2 separate regions of the Homo sapiens genome follow, and region 1 is linked to region 2. The links are chromatin loops, found by intact Hi-C in ENCODE. Cell type or tissue: PC-3. All regions are shown on one strand. Region 1 overlaps DHRS12 (dehydrogenase/reductase 12). Region 2 has its middle 48 kb from the start of SERPINE3.

The links. Peaks named below come from ENCODE experiments on the same cell type or tissue, not always from the same donor. Only the 100,000 strongest peaks of a DNase experiment are listed, where the experiment ranks them.
Region 1: it touches region 2 in a loop (8-fold over the local background); 16 of 110 quality-filtered maps call a loop at or near these places.

Annotation. Positions count from the first base shown.
Region 1 is chr13:51,792,592-51,795,091 of GRCh38, forward strand. The region is part of intron 2 of DHRS12 (dehydrogenase/reductase 12); the gene reads right to left. Among named protein-coding and RNA genes, the nearest start is that of DHRS12, 10 kb to the right of the region's middle. RefSeq lists an enhancer at 1,197-1,556. In PC-3, no CTCF peak of the experiment used is centred here; a DNase peak (open chromatin) is centred at 1,100; H3K27ac peaks cover 861 bases.
Region 2 is chr13:51,290,447-51,292,946 of GRCh38, forward strand. No RefSeq gene overlaps it. Among named protein-coding and RNA genes, the nearest start is that of SERPINE3, 48 kb to the right of the region's middle. In PC-3, no CTCF peak of the experiment used is centred here; a DNase peak (open chromatin) is centred at 1,145; H3K27ac peaks cover 1,120 bases.

The sequences.
Region 1 (2,500 bases), 500 kb after region 2:
GTTTCATCATGTTGGCCAGGCTGGTCTTGAACTCCTGACCTCAAGTGATCTGTCTGCCTTGGCCTCCCAAAGTTCTGGGATTACGGGCATGAGCCACCGTGCCCAGCTTGTGTTGGCCATTTGTGTATCTTCTTTGGAGAAATGTCTATTCAAGTCTTTAGACCATTTTCAAATCCGGTTATAAGTTACGTCGTTGTTTGTTTGTTTTGCTATTGAGTTGTAGGACTTACAAGAGGTCTTGGAGATGATTTTGTTACATATGAATCCACCCTATTCGTTTTAATGACTACATAATTTACCTTTGCATGGATATGTCAGGGTTTCCTGCTGCTGATCTTTTTTTTTTTTTGGTCAAAAGTTTGCTCTTCAGACAGTATCTCAGGCACATCATAAATAAGATGACAACTTCTGCTGTGACCCTTAGTCCTTGCTCATGACACTTTTCAATCTCTGCCTTGTATCATGGTTATCACTGGACACAGCCACCTCCCCAGCAGGCTTAGAACTCCATGAGTAAGGGACCCTGTCTAATGTGCCGTTTCTCCTTATGGTATTACACACAGTCATAGGCATGGTAGTCGACTAATGGATCTTGGCTGTTTAAACCTTTTTCTCTGTACCCAGTACCTAAGTCCAAACTTGCATTCTTAGCATCCAATGAATGCAACGGCATCCTCTCTGAGCATCAGTGGACATACGTGACTTATCACTAACCCAAGGCAGAGGGCACCTAAGTATTGAACCTACAGACGAGGATCTGAGCAAGAGCCACAACTCCTTTGACAAAGCAGAGAAGTTCCGTGCCCTGCCTGAGTTTCCCCATTAATCAAGCTATAAAACTCAAAGCTGTAGTCGAATTTATTTCTACTCATCTTAAAACATATTGTTTTCTCACCTGAGACAAATGAGACAAAGCAACTCCACATTTTCATGACTCAGAAAGTCTAGTCAGGTTGAACACCATATTCAGCTTAAGCCTGGCCCAACTGAATATTCCTCTGCCTTCAAAGGATAGGAAAAATGTTGTCTGTACAGAGCTATTCTCTTTTAAAATGTCTGTGAAGGCCCTCACCCAGCCAGAGCGAACAAGGCTGCTGAGTCATATCTGAGTCAGCCAGGAGCCTGTACCAATGACTGCAAACTGAGTCTAGACACCTAATCCTTCCATTTTGAGGCCTTGTCTGCCACCACCCTAAAACTCCCTCCTACCAGAAAGCGCTGTGTAACATGTATACAAAATCCAGGTTAAAACAGCAACAAAACTCAAGTGAACTAAAAGCAATTCTGCTTTAAACGTTCCACAAGTTATCTGAGCTTCCTGGAAGCGCCTGAGATGTCTCAGAGTGAAAAGGAGGCAATAGCAGGGAAGAGAGAATCACTGTCCTAGACAAATCAGCCACGGAGCTGGTGACATGAAGCACCAAGAAAAGAGGAAGGAAATCATCTGTGTCCCTCTGAGGCAAAACAGGAGGCCACAAAGCACCCAGAAGGAGAGGCTGGCAGTCTGCTGTGGCCAGGAGAAGGAACTGGAAACAGGTGCATGTGTGTAAAAGTCCCAATCTGCGGAGCCACACAATGAGAAGGCTCACCTTAGGAGCCACTGGGCCCCACTGTGATACAAGCATGGTTACTGAAATTGAACAAAACAAAACTCAACTGGGACCCTTTCTGCAGACAAGCCACCATCTATAGCGGCTGTGTGACCCAGGAGTCATGAGGTGACATCATGGGGACTGATCCCCCCATCAGAGCAGTTCCCACAATGAGCACGGTAAACAGTGCATGGAGGTGTTTTGTTAAGTAGAAATCATTCTGGAGAAATGAGGCGGTATTTCATAAAACCACTGAGGTCTTGGGAAGCTAAATCAACCATTCTCAAGAAGCTAGAAATCCACATTGGCCTGGAAGAGCTGGAGAGTCGAAACCCGTTTTTTATCATGGTGTGTGATGTTGGTGGAGTCAATCACCCATAAGACATAAGTGCTTTCACAGAACCTTCCAGCCACATCAGGAGGCCTGCAGGACTGAAAAATGTTGCCCAGGCACCTGTCCCTCTGTGATCTTTCCCTCTAAAACCCATAACTCCAGTGTAATCATCAGAAAGACATCAGACAAATCCCAACTGTGAAAGCCTATCTCAAAAATAGCCTATCTCAAAAATCCCGAGAGCCTATCTCAAAAAATAATACATAAAATAGAAGTTTTTTTTTTTTTTAATGTTACCCATGGAGATAACTGCTAGACGAAAGTCTGGAGCCAGGTACTAAGGTGGGGCTGAACTGCAACCAGAAGCCTGGGGAAAAAGGTACACCCTGTTTCTCCCCTAGGCCCTTTGGGAGCATCGTGTCCAGTGGACTGGTGAGCCAGCAGTCTGCTCTACAGTAACCAGTACTCCTTTCCCCAAGCTTAAGCCACACATAACCTCTCTGAAAGATCACCTCAGCATGATATTCACCTCTCTATATGGCCAAACACCTGATCTTACCAAGCCAGCGTGTAC
Region 2 (2,500 bases):
GGCAATGCATCCTTGTAGTCCCAGCTACTTGAGAGACTGAGGTAGGAGGATCACTTGAGCCCAGGAGTTTGAAGCTGCAGTAAGCTATGATGGTACCACTACACTCCAGCCTGGGTGACAGAGTGAAACCCTGTCTAAAACAAAAATGAAAACCTGGAGAACCCTAGCCCCCTTTGAGTGTTCTGCACCTTCACATCACATCACATCTGTCCCCTCCATCTCATTTGTCCTCTCCAGGTTTTGTGTGTTGTGTGTTTCTGCTCCTTCCTTTCCCTCCCACCTTAGTTACACAGGTGGGATAAACTAGTGGTTAGAGCAAGGGTCTTCTAATCCTTAACTTGAACAACTTCCTTAACCTTCTGTGACTCAGTCTCCTCATCTGTAAAGTGGGGACATTCTAATACTCCTCTAATACTCCACATCTCGGCATATTTGTCTTTATGGTACAGAAACTGCCCTCGTGGGCCACTGTGGGCTGGGACGGTAAGGATGTTGTCAGTAGCACCACAAGAGAGCAGAGGCCCATCCCCATCATCACTTACTACATAATCCTTCTAGAGTCTACTGTGTCCCTATTCAGAGGAGGGGTCCCCAGTTATGATTACAATGGAATTTTTCAATGACACACAGGATGATAGCTTCCAGTCAGAATTAATTTGGTTTAAAGAAAACGCAGAAGTATTTTTTACACCCCTGATTTTGTTGCCTGAGAGTCATGCCCTGTACCCATCATCATGATGAGCTGGGTTACCACTTTCCAAGGTTGTGGCCATAGATTCCCAACTATCTCCTGGCCCAGCATCAATCTACTCCTGTCCATCTACACACAACTACCAATTATTTTTTAAAAGATCTTTGCACATCCTTCTGCTCAAGACCATCCCATGCCTCCCTCTTGCCGAGTAAAAAAGCCCTTTTCCCAGACACGCTCTGGAGGCCTTTGCTGCCTGGCCCCATCACCTTTGCTATCTCGGCACTCACTGTTACATGCTCCAGCCAAACGGGCTCTTAACTCTCCACCAAACATACCTTGGGCTCTCCCACCTTTGGGCCAAAGCTCAGATTATTCCTGTGACTCACCATCTCTGCCCATCAAACTCCTGCTGTCTACCAAAGCCCAGTGCAAACACTGCCTCTTTCAGAAAGCCTGCCCAGTTATCCCTGCCAGAGCACACGTCCTCCTGCTAAAATTCATGAGGTCATCCTTGACTAAGGACAAATCACAGGTTATTTAGACTTGTAGTGATTTAGGCATATGGCTTATCTACCCAGGCCAATTATAAACTAGTCCTTGGTCCAAAATAGGACCTGGATAAATAAGATTTGAAGGAATGCATGTGTGAGTGCTTTATGTGCACAGGGCAGCCTCTCTGCTGCCAGCAGATGTGCTTTTCATGATAAACCCCATTATCACATTCCTGTGTCAAGGCCCCTACCCTGATCAGGCTGCTTATTTCATGATATTCAAATGTCCTGGAGGGTCAACAGGGAGAAATCATGTGCACAGAGGAAAACACATGAGGCCATTACTGAGCCTGTTTGTGTCTACCTTAACCTCAGCCATTTACTCTGTTTTGGTTCTGATCCTATTTGTCTTCATCCTTCCAGGCTGAAGAGTCCTGACTTTTCAAGCCTGTCCATATGGACTTTTTCTCTCCCTCTTCCTCCCTTACCTCTTTTTAAATTTTAATTATTTTTTCCGGGCCTTTAAATGCCCTCATGATGTATTTCTGAGTCACTCTATCCACACTCTCGTATGGATCCAGTTGCATCTTGGTTCGGACCAAGAGCAGGGCAAGGTTGTTACTTTGATCTCTGAAATGTTTCTTGTCTTTGCTAACATTAAGGCTAAACACTGAGGGCATTTGCTTACAGAACCTTTTCCCAAACTAGAATTTACCCTCATTCCCCTACAGACATCCTACGTGTATATAGCTATTTTTAAACTTTTTACCCACAAAACTCTTGGCAAAAACACAAACTGAGTAGATTCCAAACCCAACTGGCTTGGAGCCACAGGTTTGAAAAGGAGCATTAGAATGGCTTGAATACGCCTGCTTGCTCTGTTTGAAGGTGAGAATTATAGCATTTCAAGATAGGGCCGGGAGTTCAGGTATTTGACCTATTTCTTTGCCTCAGACTGGAAATTGTTTTCATTGTCACTTTCCAATTTTTTCTCAGGATCAGTCTTCTGCACCTCTAAAGCCACATGTATAACATAAACCAACAGATGGGGTCCTCCGGGAGTGGGGCTGGGGCTGTGCACCGAGAATCTCTCTGAGAGTGGGAACCACTCCCTGGAGCTGCAGTTGCAGACTTTGTTATTTGCTTTGCATTTTCACCATATCCGTGCACTCACTGTGCAATTGTTTACTTCTTTTTAAAATCAAATGGAAACCAGCAGACTCCCCGACACTAGGTTTCCTGGGAAGTGCAGTGCAATGGCCAGCATTTGGGAGCCAAAGGCTAACTGAGGAGGAGGGCGGTGGCTGGCCAGGTT